Linked DNA regions of Homo sapiens: all the other regions are linked to region 3. A link is a loop called in an ENCODE intact Hi-C map of the cell type or tissue named here. Cell type or tissue: Calu3. All regions are shown on one strand.

Region 1 (5,000 bases), 380 kb before region 3:
AAGAAAGATGATCAACTGTGCTTAGAGAGATTAGGATTCAGGGTGGGAAGTATTCGGGGAGGGTTATTACCATCATCAACCCACATTCACAGAGCCTAGAGAAGGCAGAAGATACAAAGGGCCAACCATGGCCTCACCTGGGGCAGCCCTCTGGCTCTCAGGGGACACAGGACTTTATCCAAGAAAAGTTACCTAACAATATTGTAGTTGGAGATTTGGATGGTGATTGAGGGAGGTCTCATATCAGAGTTAGTTTTTAATTGAGCCTTGAAGGAAGGGCAAGAACCAGAGAGTGGGGACAGGAATCCCTTCAACAGTTCACCAGACGGTTTTGTTTTCTGCTTTTTGTTTCTTTGAGGCAGAATCTCACTCTGTCGCTCAGGCTGGAGTGCAGTGGTGCAATCTCATCTCACTGCAAACTCCGCCTCCTGGGTTCAAGTGATTCTCCTGCCTCAGCCTCCCGAGTAGCTGGGAGTACAGGTGAGCGCCACCATGCCCGACCAATTTTTGTATTTTTAGTAGAGATGGGGTTTCCTCATGTTGGCCAGGCTGGTCTCGAACTCCTGACCTCAAGTGATATGACTGCCTCAGCTCCCAAAGTGCTGGGATTACAGGTGTGAGCCATTGTGCCTGGCCCCAGCAGTGAAACTTAACAAAACTCTTAAGTGATAATATGCGAGGCCTGTGTGTGGCCACACATAGTGGTGACCTGTGGGCTCCAGACAGATGGCCCACCCATCACATCACATCACTAAAGCTACTGTAAATAATTAAAGTAGCTTTAGTTATTTAAAGCTACTTTGATAACTTTAAATTTTCAAAGAAATGAGGTCGATGCTTCAGATGTCAGAACATTTTTCTGTAAAATTGTAGCTTTTGTTAAATCTGTCAGAAGACCTGGCGGCCCTGGGTCTGTGCCGCAGCATGGAGTAAGGGGTTGCTAGTGAACAGAGAGCATTTGGATGGGGCATGTGTCTTTTCATGTGCCACACTCCCCCTACCCAGTTGGTTCTCAGACCAAGGGTGAGGGGTTGTTAATTATTGGACGTACACTTTTCTTTTTTCCAAAATAGAGTGAAATGTCTCCAAATGCCTATCTTTATTTAAAACGGAAAAAAAGAAAGCAGACAGACAATTTGTTTTTTTTTTTTTTCAGGGTAAAGGTAAAGTAATACGTATTGAGCAAGAACTAATTGCCAGTCATTGGGCTAACAGCTTTACAGGCACGACTAGCCACTTCCCATTTTACAGATGGAGAAGCACAATGAGTGTGTCTTGGGAAACTCCTCAAGCTCTTAGGGGAAGCTTCGTGAGTGGGCACTCAAACTCCAACTCTTCCCACTGAACCTGAAGTTTCCTTGACCTTGATTTCCTTCCTGGATGTCTGGATTTCATGATATGGGTTTCGAGATGAGGGGAAGGAGAAGGAAGGTAATGCTCTAGAATGTGGGACTTTACCAAAAAAAAGTAAAGCCCGCTTCCCAGGACCCATGTGTCTGCCTTAGGAATTAAACCCACCCGTTCCAGGGTAAAGGGGCTATAAGTATTTGAAGCAGGGAGGCACACACTGCTGTTGAGTGTGATGGGTGGGCCAATCTCATGTCAGGGGCCTCAGGATAATAGAAAGCCACAACCTGGAAGGTCATGGGCAAGTCCATTTTCACAGCCTTCTTCCAGTACAGAGCTCTGAACTACCAACAGACGAGAGTTTCGAGCAGCTAGAGTCTGGTGCATGGTCTGGGGGCAGCTTCCTACCTAAATGCCTTCTGTCTTAACTGCCTTTGCATGTGACTGCTGTCCAGGGGTTTATAGCTTTATGATTCAGAATCTGGCTGAGGGTTCCTGGGTTCAAATCCCTGCTCTGCACTTACCAGCCACATGAACCTTGTGTCTGCTTTTTGCTTAGTCATTTCCACCTGATAGGAGATCAGATGAAGTAATGAGCATGCATGAAGCATTTAGCACCAGCGTGGCACATGGTAAACACTTTATACACATTAGCTCTGCTAAGAGGCCTGCCCTTTTCCAGATGAGTCTGCACACTTTCTGCAGGAGCCACTGCTTTTCTACCCCTCCCTGCCCACTGGCTCCTTTGGCCAGCATATTGAAACCACCGCATAAACAGGGGCATCCATGTGCAGGGCTACTGCTTTGGGGTTCACCACCCTTTTCAGCCTTGCTAATGGTCATGAATTTTCAGATGCTAATTTGCTTGCATTAAGCCTCACCTGGACTTCAGCAGGGGCATCCGTATGCAGGACTAGTGGTTTGGGGTTCACCAGCCTCCTCAGCCTTCTTGTTGGTCGTGAATTTTCCGATGCCAATTTGCTTGCATCAGGCCCCGCCTGGACCAGGGTGCAGGGTGTGGCCACACTGCGCATTCCAACTCTGTCCACTAGATGGCGGTCAGATTTCATCAAGGGGTACCAGGCCCAGGACTGGAAAAAAAGGTGTGGCCTCCGCCCAGACCCTGGGACCAGGTGGACGCCTCCTGGGGTGCTTCTTAGCAACTGCAGCTTATCACTGACGGCCAGAAATGAGACCTCAGGATGGATCCTTCAAGTGGAGGAAAGGAAAGGAGAGACAGAAATGCAGATGGGGTGGGAAGTGGGGTAAAAGTGGCAGCAATGGGCATGGCTCAGGGATCCCAAGGTCTCCATCTAGCCTCTGTTTCCTGTCTGCAGCCTAGAGGCACAGGGATGTGGATTGATGGGGACCCGAGGCAGCCTGTCCCCTGCCAGGAGACAGGCCCTGTCACCTCTGCCTGGGTTTCACATCTGCCCGTCCCCTGTGCTGGTCCAGGCTCTGGTCACTCTCTGTCAAATTGTCTCTGCTGATTTTATTGCCTTCTCTCCAGTTTCTCTGCCCACCTCTGCCTTGCAGCCCATCTTCCCTGAGCCTTTCTGCTCCTCCGTCAATCACTGTCAGAGCCCTCCAAGACCACCTGCTTTTCCCTGGCCTTCCCTGTTCACTGCACTCAGTGCTTCCTCAGGCACACCCCACCCCATGCCTTTGCTTCTGCAGTTTCTTATTCCTCACCTCTGCATGTTCAAATCTTATTCTCCACCCCAACCTGTAAGTGATTGCTTCCTCCTCTGAAACCTCATTGCATTGCTTCTATGGTGCTGGGCCCTTTCATGTATTCTTTCATTCTAATGTTTGCTGAGCACCTACTATGTGCGGCAAGATGCCAGGGATACAATGGTGAATGAAGTCAACATCTCAACTCTCCTTGAGCTTCTATTCCAGCTGGCAAGATGGGGCTAAAGGTAAACAGTGTAAGGAAAACAATCACAGCCTACCACGAGGGCAGTGTGGGGAACCCATGGGTGCTGTGGTCGTGTGTTGTGGGGTGCCAGCTGGCGAGGCTTCTCTGAGCAAGGTGATGTTTCAGCTAAGCCTCAAGACTGAGAAAGAGCCAGGTTGGCAAGGGGCTAGTGGGGTGGGAGTGGGCTGCCCTGGCAGAGGGGATGGCGTGAGGAGGACCCTAAGGCGGGAAGAGACTGGGCTGGTGGAGAAGCTGAGAGAAGGCTTGTATTAGTCCGTTTTCATGCCTCTGATAAAGACATACCTGAGACTGGGTAACTTCTAAAGAAAAAGAGGTTTAATGGACTCACAGTTCCACGTGGCTGGGAAGGCCTCACAATTAAGGCAAAAGGCACATCTTACATGGCGGCAGACAAGAGAGAATGAGAGCCAAGCGAGAGAGGAAACTCCTTATAAAACCTTCAGATCTTGTGAGACTTATTCACTACCACGAGAACAGTATGGGGGAAACTGACCCCATGATTCAGTTATTTTCCACCAGGTCCCTCCCACAACAGATGGTAATTATGGGAGCTACAATTCAAGATAAGATTTGGGTGGGGACACAGCCAAACCATATCAAGGCTGAAGGCAGCATCTGAGCTGAGAGGGATGCCAGAGGGCCAGGTAGGGAAGCTGTTGAAGGGGGGTAATGAAGACTCAAGCTTTTTAAAGAGCATTTTTTTCCCTCCGCTGATCTGTATACAGTGTCCTGAGTGGAAGGGGAGGAAAAGAAACCATAGTCCAGAAAGAGATGCTGGTAGCTTGGGTGGGGACGCAGAGAAATGGGTGGATTTGGGCATTCTGGAGACCGGTGAGCAGGCTCTCTCCACCATACAGGGATAGGGCACACTGTCAAGGTAAACTCCAGTGGCTTAGGGTGGGGTGGAGGACAGCTGCCTCCAGAGCACAGAGAGGGAGGGGTCCTGAGGCCATGTGCAGTCTGGGAGGTAAAGTGTGATGTGTTTGACAGCCCTAGTGCAGCACAGCACAGGAGGGGTAGTGTGAGATTGGCAGTTGGATCTGACATTCGATGAATGGCCTCCCAACTCCTCGAGGGCAGGAACCGTGCTTGATTCACTGTTGTGTCTCTTAAAAAGCTTTTCCTGGGCTATGGGGAAGTGGCCTCTCTGACAAGCATAGGGATTTGATATTGTTGGAGAAATGGGTGCCAATGGGTCTGGATGGGCTTCTCTTGCCACATGCCACCTGCTGTCTTGGGAGCACCTAGGGATGCCTCCAGTGGCTGCAGAGTGAGGGTGAGGGCGGGTCATTGCTTTTCTCCCCCGCCCTCCATTGCTGTGCCTAGGGGACTCCAAGCCCGCTTGGTCCTCTCAGATGTTGCCTAGGCAGTGAGCTCAGGATCTCCCTCACTCCCCTTTAGGGTCCACTGGTTACACCTTGGCCTTTGAAAAGTGGAATGCTCCTGATTTCAAGTCATATGGTATAGAAGCCTACTTCCTCTCAGAAGGGGAAAGCGGTGCCTCGCGTGCCGCCTAGAAATACCTCTTTAATGTCTAAATCACCATGTTGGAACTTCACTCCTAACAGAGACTGTGCCAGCTGCACCTAAAAAACCCACCATATTATCCCTTATTATTCATTTACAGTGTAAATTTTACACATTGATAGACATAAGATTGGCAAAGCAAACTGGGGAAGAGTGGGAGGGAGAATGCGTGGCTTTGTGTCTG
Region 2 (5,000 bases), 560 kb before region 3:
TCAGGTGTCTACTCTTAATTTGGACCTTCAGCTATGCATTATTTAAAAAAACAAAACAAAACATTTTTTGGAGTCAGGGTCTGGCTCTGTTGCACAGGCTGGAGTGCAGTGGCATGATCTTGGCTCACTGCAATTTCTGCCTCCCGGCTTCAAGTGATTCTCATGCTTCAGCCTCCTGAGCAGCTAGGACTGCAGGTGTGTGCCACCATGCCTGGCTAATTTTTGTATTTTTAGTAGAGACAGGGTTTCGCTATGCTGGCCAGGCTGGTCTCAGACTCCTGACCTCAGGTGATCTGCCTGCCTTGGGCTCCCAAAGTGCTGGGATTACAGGCAAGAGCCACCGTATCTGGCCTCAGCTATGCATTCTTAACACAATAGCCCTGGGTTCTGCATTTCCAAGCTCGTAATAGTTTTTAAATTTTAAAAATCATTTTTAAATGATTTTTAAAATTAACAAATGAGGCTGGGTGTGGTGGCTCAAGCCTATAATCCCAGCACTTTGGGACGCCGTGGCAGGTGGATCACCTGAGATCAGGAGATTGAGACCAGGCTGACCAACATGGTGAAACCCCATCTCTACTAAAAATACAAAAATTAGCTGGGCGTGATGGCACACACTTATAACCCCAGCTACTCAGGAGGCTGAGACAGGAGAATCGCTTGAACCTGGGTGGTGGAGGTTGCTGTGAGCTGAGATTGCAGCACTGTACTCCAGCCTGGGTGACAGAGCAAGACGCCATCTCAAAAATGTAAAATAAAATAAAATTAAAATTAAAATTAACAAGTGAAACATTGTTTATATTTATGGTATACCATGTGATGTTTCGGAATACGTATACTGTGTAGAATGATTAAATCAAGGTAATTAACCTAAAGATACCTCTTAAGTAAGCTTAAGATACATCCCCATATTTTTTACTTAGAAAATATGGACCTCAATGTTATGACAAATCTATTTTCCTATGTGAGTCTAGGTCTCCTCATCTGAAGATGAGGAATTTAAATGAGTTCTCTGAAGACGCTTCGAAAACAAAGGACTAATAGAATCTAGAAGTGCCCTTACATTAGACCGTCTGAAAAGAAAGGAATGACCCATCCTGAAATCTGCATTCTCAATGTCTGTTGGGAGGTGGGGAATGGGCCATTGAAGGCCACCATTTGTTGAGTGCCTGTGGCCCTGGACGTGACCCTAGACACTTTATGCATGTTATCTCCCTACATCCTCAGAACAACAACGTGATCGTATGTACATGAGGTACGCGTGATTATCTTCATTTTCCAAATGAGTAAAGTGAGGCTCAGAGAAATGAAGGAGGCAGCTTAGAGGGCTGATGAAAGGCAGGCTCTGTCCTGTCACGCGGCTGCAATGCCATTGTCACTTCCCCGATGTCCGTTGGCAACCCTTAACTAGGACACCTGAAAGGCAAGCAATATTTTCCTGGAATGTGTAGCTGGAAGCTCTGTTCCACTGAGGCCCTAAGGGTCTTGGGAGAAAACATCAATGTCTGGTTTCTTTTAAAGTCATGTGAGCATACTGGCCAGTGTGATGAGCAAGCTGGAAGTGTATGCCAATTACCTGGAGGAAGTGGTGCAAGAGAGGACCAGCCAGCTGACTGCAGAGAAGAGGAAGGTGGAGAAGCTTCTGTCCACCAAAGTGCCCAGGTATTCGGAAGCACTGGGGCCTTGAAGCTGCGGCATCACCATCTAGCAGCCCCACATAGGGGGGATTATTTCCATGATTATTTTTCTAAGAGAATGTCAGGTTCTTCTAAAAGGGGTCAGGCATTTTTTTTTGTGCAGTTTGGTACACCTGTAAAGGGAGATAGAGGCAAACTCTCCTGAATCCATAGAAATAGAGGCTGTAGTCGGTCTTTTACGTGGAGGGTGGTGGATGCAGCAACAGGAGAGTAGCCACTAGATGGCGCCCTCGTTTCACGAGTCCGACTAATTGCTACCTCCCCTGTATTTGATTGTAGGTCCAAAACCTCCACACAGTTTAATATGTACCTGTGGCTTCACATTCAAATATTGCTTCATTTTTGGTTCTGTTTCTATATGTTCACTCTCTCAACACTTGGCAGAAGTATTTGCTGTTAAAATTCCCGTGCGCTTCTTGCATGTCTAGACCAAAGAAGTGGGGGCAGGGATTTTTAATGAGATTGGTTGACTGAAATGAAATTGATTTGTGGATTGGTGAATGATTATATTCCCTTCCACAACTGCAGAGTCTTTACACCCTAACTCTATAACCAATATACATAAAGAAAATCCTTTTTGTAAAGGCATTATGTGACCCTCTCTCCTACTCCCCCACAATTTATACACGTCAATTAAAATATCTCTTTAGAGAGAATGCAACTGGAGAAGTGGATGTTAAAAGAATTCCTCTAGAAAATGAATTTTGTTAACCAAAAGCTTAGCCATTGAAGCAAAAGGACCAATGAGGACAACTTTGCAGGAGTCTGTAGGAGATGAGATGAATAAGATCCCATTCAAAAATGATCCGTTTCTCTGGTTTCAGCTTCACTGGAGAACAACTACTAGCCGGAAGGTCCGTGGAACCAGAACATTTCGAATCTGTGACAATCTTTTTATCTGATATTGTTGGATTCACAAAGCTGTGTTCTCTCAGCTCCCCTTTGCAAGTCGTCAAGCTCCTCAATGACGTGTACAGTTTATTCGATCACATCATCACAACTTATGATGTTTATAAGGTGAGATGCCTCATCCTGACTGTGCGATCACGTGTGCTCCTTGCAGGCTGTCTCCGGGGCATGATGGAGAATGGAACTGATTCCAGACATCAGCCAGGAGGAAGCTCCATTTCAGTCTATGTCACTTCACGGCAGAAACTCAATATTTTATTTCTGTTTGTTTTCTTGGAAAAGGTCTTGATTAGTCACAGATGTATGTGCTTGTCAAAACTCACCAGTTTCCTCTGTTTCCTTCCATTATTTTATCTCACAGTAAACACTTTTTAAAAAGAGGCATTGACCTTCCACTGGCTAATTCCTTCCCGTCTTTCCTAAATACATTTCCTTCAGAGGCAGAGAGGCTCCTGTTTACTGTCCTTCAAAGGTTGTCCTTGGATCTTGTGTGGGTCTCACCTCTGTTGTCCTGATCCTTAGCAATTAAGAGTGAAGAAAGATTCCCACTTTTAGACTATCAGACTTGTGACTAAAAGCGGGGCAGCAACAATTCCCTGCCGGGTGCTACTGTGGGAGATAGAAGGACACGGTCACCTGGAGTGAAAACCATTTTTGATGGGGAAAACAGAAATGTTTTGGCTCTTCATGACTGCCGGGTGGTGGTGGTGATGAGGGCTGCTTTCTGTGTGTTCTGACTCTTTAGAAGGGGTCAGCCCATGACTCTAGGGACAGTACCGTGTGCCTGTGCTCATACATGCCTGGTGGGCAGCCACAAGTGCACCAGCACTGACCACAATCCCAGGGCCCTGTCTCTGCCTGTGGACCTGGGGATAGCGAGATTTGGGGGACAGTGTGGTCATATGGTCACATATCTCAGTGACACAGTGACACGTCTTCAATGTTTATCTCCCAGTGTTCCCCACAAATGATGCCTCTGTTCAAGGGTGAAAGAAAGGATGGTATAGATAACCTTTAAGAGTAGATCACACACACCCAACAAAATCAGAACCTGCCCTGCTTAGGAGGATATCTTCTGGGATTTTCCTCTTAGTATTACCTTCTCAGTTGTGTTTTGCTTGAGCTCATATTAAAACTTAGTTTGTATTTCTAAAGGACGTTACCACGGTGGGGAGAGGAAACCCGGAAGCAGGTGAGGCTTGTCGAATAGTTGACTTTGCGTAATTTCAGGGTCACCAGGACAGAGGTGTTCTTACTGTCTGGCTAATGCCTGAAATTCAGCCTTTACCACATCATCTTTGGATTCTGCTAAAATGCAAATGTATCTGGAAAGGGCTGTAACTTTAAGCTTCTACTTGTCATTTATTTCTCTATTGTGAATGACAGATCTGAAAGCTGATTTTATTAGGAGGATGGAGGGGGAAGAGGACAGACAGGCAGATACATACATTATATATATATAATGTGTATATATATATAATATTGGGTGAGATGGTCTCTGCTTGACGGATCCACCTCACCCTTCAAGGTTGACTCTAGGAGCATACTGCTCCCTGTCTCACTGGTTCTGAATTTGGGCTGGGGAAATATAGTCACCGCTACTATTGGATTTCAGAGGAGGAAACAGTGACTGTGGGGAGGGAGGCTCAGGGAAGGAGGGTGAGGGGGGCTTTGTGGAAGAGCCATGACAAGGGCAGGAACTGAAGAAATGCTGGAACTTGCATGGGGTGGAGGTCAGGGAGTGTGACGCGTCCAAACATGGGGCCTCAAGGTTGGGGACAAATGAGGGGCCTTAATCTCTGACCCCACCCCAACCCTTGGCCTCCCTCATGGAAAACAAAGGTCACTCTGTCACTTTGTTTTCAGGTTGAGACCATTGGAGATGCATACATGGTGGCTAGTGGACTCCCTACCACAATGGAAGCCAGCATGTGGCTGAGATTGCCACCATGTCCCTGCACTTCCTCAGTGCCACCATCTGCTTCCAAATTGGGCACATGCCCCAGGAGAAGCTCCAGCTTCGTATTGGCCTCTACACAGGTAGACAAAACTGATGGCCTGATGGTCCAGGGATGGCAGCAGGTAGTTCCGGGTTCCACTCCTAGGTCCAGGGCTTTTAGGAACCTGGACATTGAACAGTAACATCTTTAGGGGAAATAAAAGTTTGAATTGTCTCTGCATGTGTATTTCTATTTAGCTAGGTTGCTTGGTAACAACAAGGACACACAATGGCTTCAATGTATTCAACCAAAAGTAAGGACTGGGCACAGTGGCTCACGCCTGTAATCCTAGCAATTTGGGAGGCCGAGATGGGTGGATTGCCTGAGCTCAGGAGTTTGAGACCAACCTGGGCAACATGGTGAAACCCTGTCTGTACTAAAATACAGAAAACCA
Region 3 (5,000 bases):
AAATTGTTCTGGAACCTACAAAAGTCACTAACCTACTTCTCCTGTAACTAAATTGAAACCACCAAGATCTGGCATCTACTTAATTTTGTCTTTCCTTCTAAGATCTGCAAAATTAGAAAGTGTTATTAATCCCTCTTCAGAGAGAGGAGAGAGTTTCACTAGTGTCCCTGTCTGGAGAAGAAAGAGGAGTTAGCACGTGCCTCATTCTCTCTTGTCTATTACTACATGGTACTGCAACTCCAGGGGACATCAGGAAGGGACTATACTATCAATCAGAGTTTAGTCTGTGGTTAAGAGCATGGACTTGGATTTGGATCTCATCTGTACTGGTTGCTGGCTGTGTTGGGTTGGCAGTCTGTTCATTTCTCATCTGTAAGATGTGGATATTTATTCCTGTTTCATTAGGGCTACTCATTCATCTATCAACCCATTTATTTAACAAATACTTATTAATCACTCCTTTCATAAATGACATGATGACCACACAAAAAAGATATAGTTCCAGTACTTGTGGGAGTTTAGATTCTATTGCAGGGGGGAGGGCAATAAAGCAGGTAAACATAGAATAATATATCAGATGGTAATAAGTGCTAAGAAGCAAAGCAAAACAAAGTAAAAAAGAAAAGATGAGAAACAAAGTGGTCCTTTTTGGAAATCAGGGTCAGGTGAGCTTTTCTCAGACTGTAACATTTGGGCAGAGACCAAGGCAGTGCAGTGCAAGTGCAAGGCAGTAACCTGCCCAAATATCTGGGAGAAGCATGTTCCAAGGAGAATGGACAGCAAAGGCAAAGGCCCTGAGGCATGAGGCTCCACACATTTGAGGATCAGCAGGGGCAGTGCCTCCAGTAAGGAGTGGCTGGAGCAAAAAAGTGACCAAGGGAGAGAGGAGTCACTGTTCCCTCTGCCTAATCAGGCAGTTCTCCATTAGCTATCTGGGAGAAGAAACTTCTAGACAGGGAGAACAGTGAGTATCTAGGTTCTCAGGCAGGAGGGTGTTAGAATGTTCCAGGCCAGGGTAAATTCGCCAAGTTAGAAACTGATAGGAAGCAAGATCAGAGTGATGAGAGGGCCAGATCATGTAGGACATCCGAAGCCAAGGCAAGGACCTTGGATTTTATTCTGAGAAAGAGGGGATCATTGGAACATGCTGGGCAAAGGAGTCACAAAATTGGATTTACACTGTGATGGGATCATTCTGGTTTTAAAATAGACAATAAACTATAGGGGCAAGTTTGAAAACTGAGCACTCAGAAAGGAGGCAAAAGCAATAATTCAAGTAAGAGATGGTGACTCAGTCCAGGTGCTGGCAGAGGAGGTGGTAAGGGTGAAAAGTGGTCATATTCCAGATATACTTCAAAACTAGAACTGGCAAGCTTCACTGATGGATTGAATGGGAGGTGATAGCTTTGAGTGGTGTCTAGCATCCTGCATACATGGCCTCTAGTCACGAAGGGAAGTGTTCTTCCCCTAAAGGATTATAACATGGAAGATTTTACTTATTTTTATTTGACAAGGGTATGGTGAGGGGAAACTTGAGAAGAGGATCTGGATTCCAGAACCTGGGGCTCTGTCATTGGAAATGTTTACTGTGAGTCATCATGGTTGCTCTCCTTAACCCAAAGAACAGTAGGCTCCCTGTCTTCCGGCAGAAACACAAACAAGTCCCTTTGCCTTCTTCACACGAACATCTCTTATGTCCCTGTCCTTCTCTTAGCTTTAATTCAAACCAAATCTTACCCAGAGAAATTATAAGGACCTTCCAGCTTCTTACACTGTAGAGACAAACTGCAAAGAAGGGAGAGGAGACACAGATCTTTCCTGATTGTACGAAGTATGATAAAATGGTGTTTCAGTAACGAAAGTATGGCAGCAGAAATCCACGTGAAGGATTTGCTTGGGTAGTTGCATCAGGTGCAGTCACTTAAAGCTGTGCGGAACCGAGAGCTCCCTCTTGTGGGATGAGACTCAGTTCACTGCTTTTCTGCCCAGCTGTGCCGGCTTGCTGCATCCCTGGCTTCACTCTTCTAACAGAATTTACCCGAGATGCAGGTCGTCTTCTACAGGATGGGGAGGAGCAAGGGTGGTCAATGTGGAATACAGGTCACATTTCTTCCAGATCATATCATGTCACAGCAAGGCTGGGCTCTGCTGAGTTGAATGCTGTCTCTGTCCTCTCCATAGACTCTTTCTTATTTATTGCTCCCCCAGCTCCACAGCTGCTGGCTTTCAGACACAGGGGCGAGGCCGGTCTCCTTCCTGGAGTGGGCTGTTCTTTTGCCTGCCTATTTAGAATTATGCACCAGATTTTATTATGATTCCACAAATTAACAATAACGCTAATTTTTGAAAAGATTATCGTTTTAAACACAATACAATAGCATGAACTCAGGGAATAGTTTGTTATAACTAATAATTCAGAAGACCTCAAACCCTTTTTTTACTGAGCAGTAATAACTAGTGTTTCTAGAATATATATTTTTTCTGACAGTAGAAACAATAACTAAAAGGATAACCATTCTAACACAAAATGTTCTACGGATTAAAATGCCATTTGTTTCTAAGTAAATAAGATGTCCTTACAGACCCACATTTTGTTGAGCTATGAGAGTATTTGGACTTTTATCACCGTGTTAATTAGGAAAGGGAAATTCAGAGCAACAATTGTGGTTTCTCTTAGGAACTAGGTACAAAATGATTAGGGAAATAAGGAAAGCTCTTACTATCATGGAGGATAAAGATGTGGAATTGCCGGCTTGAAGACTGGAAACATGAATGAAGAACATATGGGCTGGAACAAATGTATGAAACTGAGCTACACACCAGTCCTGGGAATGTTGGGATCTATCTCTTGGGTCAAACAAGATCCCTGGCACAGATGTAAACTTCTATAAATGTTTGTAGATTAAATGAACAAAGATTAGTTTGGGACTAGAATAGTGGGTAGAATAATAGCTGGCTCAGATCGAGGATGAAAAGGTATCTTTTGTAATTTTTGACTTTGCCAGTGGTTTGGGGAAAGGGTGGTGGTATGTTTTGGCACTAGGAGATAAGGTTTAAAAGGATCCGCAGAGATACAGTCCAAGTCCCAAGGAAGCCAGATCAAATTTCAATTTCGAAGGCAATGTCACAGTAGGGTAGTGATGCAGGCCATTTATTGTCCACTTGGTTTCTTAGACACAGACCAGCTCTACTGACTATACACAGACTGTTATTGTTTTTTTCAGTTTTCCAGTTCAGAAACATATACTTTTGGTGGAAAGGTGATCCAAGAGATTTGTAGGCAATTCAGTAAAAACTCATACCTACTAATGGAGAAAATATCAAAGCAGCCATCTTGATGAATTAAATGGCCATCTTGTGCATTAACGACTATCTGGCAAAAAGAAAGTTGAACTACTGTTCCTAAACTGAGTATGTTTATTTCCTCCTAGTCAGCTATAGAAAGCGGCTGTCTTAAGTCTTTGCCAGTTTGGCCTCATTAATTGGTCCCATCAGACTGGTGAGCTCCTTCTCAGTGTGGCTAAACAAGGTTATACTTCATAAGCAAACAGTGCTCTAGGAAGTGATTAGAAAATTTTTTGTTTAGGCAAAGTATACCCTGTCCTATACTCCTCTCTTCAGTCCTTGTCGTATTGGTTTGAACAAGAACATTAAGTACCTGATAATCAGTCTCAAATCTCTATTTATTTGATTCCAATTATACTGTCTATAGTTGACTACATCACAGGATAAGAATTCCAAATCTTAGAGAAAAAGATAATTTGATATTGATTCTGAGTTGGTAGGAAAATATCCAAATGTATATATGCTCAACCAGGACAAAACCTCAGGTAGAAAAACAGTGTTCTCGTTGGAGAGAAAAATGTACATTATTGTTTTTTCTCCATGCTTTTTTTTTTTCCATGTCGGAACTTTTATTAGACAGAAAATTTTGGCTTTATTTCCTGCCCCTCTGATCTACATCTCCTAGTCCATTTTGAAGACATAGTCAAATTCATCTTCATAAAGAGTCAATTTGATCATTAACACTCTCCCCTTTAGTAGTTCCCTATCATCTATGGAACAGAATTCTAACACCTTGGTTTATAGCTGGGCATTGATGACACAGTATTAATCCCATTATCATTATTATCTCTACCATCATCATCATAAACATGTGCTGAACATTTAACATGTGCCCAACGCTAGGCTTGGTTCTTTATCTCATTTTATCCTATGAAGAAGGGATATTGTTATCCTTATATTAGAGGCGACAAATATGAGGCTTAAGGAGGTTGTCACTTATTTAAGGTCATGCAGTTAGTAATCAAGCTGGAACCCAAAGTTCAAATAGTACCAGCCCAATTTTCTCTTCCAACCCTCTCCCATACTTCCTCTTAGACCAGACTTGCTTTCTCATTGTCCCCTGAATTGGCCTCAGCATTCCCATAGCTACATTTTTGCTGTTATCTACTACAACTCAGAATGCCTGCTACTTTTCTTTTTATTCTTCTAAAATCCTGACAATTTCCAATTTTTTTAAAAAAATTTCAAATCTGCTATGGAAACTAAATTCACTTTAGGAGATCACAATTAACCTCATACCAAAAGCAGACCAAGAAATTATAAGAAAATAAACCTGCAGCACAATATCCTTCATAAATATTAATGCTAAAACACTCAGCAAAATAGTGCCAAGTCAAGTATAACAATATGTAAAAGAATAATATATCATGGTTAAGTATGGCTTACCTGAGGAATGCAATGTTATTTCAACATTCAAAAACAAATTAATATAAATCACCATAACAAACTTAAAAGGGAAAACCATATGATTATCTTAATAGATAAAGAAAAATCATTTGAAAAAAAATCAAACCTCAGTAATGATAAAAACTCTCAGTAACATAAGACTAGAAAAGAAATTCCTTAAGATGATAAAGGATATCTTTTAAAACCTATTGTGTAATGGTAAAAGATTGAATACTTTTTTCCTAAGATTTACACAAATTAAAGATGTC

What was found. A loop is a pair of places that touch in the nucleus more often than their neighbours do. Peaks named below come from ENCODE experiments on the same cell type or tissue, not always from the same donor. Only the 100,000 strongest peaks of a DNase experiment are listed, where the experiment ranks them.
Region 1: a loop joins it to region 3, with 10 times the contacts of the local background. A loop is called at or near these places in 45 of 110 quality-filtered maps.
Region 2: a loop joins it to region 3, with 15 times the contacts of the local background. A loop is called at or near these places in 29 of 110 quality-filtered maps.

Annotation. Positions count from the first base shown.
Region 1 is chr10:112,137,746-112,142,745 of GRCh38, reverse strand. No RefSeq gene overlaps it. Among named protein-coding and RNA genes, the nearest start is that of GPAM, 44 kb to the left of the region's middle. RefSeq lists an enhancer at 2,216-2,715. In Calu3, a CTCF peak has its summit at 2,406 (motif pointing right); a DNase peak (open chromatin) is centred at 2,425.
Region 2 is chr10:112,311,963-112,316,962 of GRCh38, reverse strand. It overlaps the pseudogene GUCY2GP. Among named protein-coding and RNA genes, the nearest start is that of MIR6715B, 15 kb to the right of the region's middle. RefSeq lists a silencer at 1,897-2,006. In Calu3, CTCF peaks have their summits at 1,695 and 1,895 (motif pointing right); a DNase peak (open chromatin) is centred at 1,912.
Region 3 is chr10:111,753,595-111,758,594 of GRCh38, reverse strand. No RefSeq gene overlaps it. Among named protein-coding and RNA genes, the nearest start is that of GPAM, 430 kb to the left of the region's middle. RefSeq lists an enhancer at 2,006-2,055. In Calu3, no CTCF peak of the experiment used is centred here; a DNase peak (open chromatin) is centred at 1,944.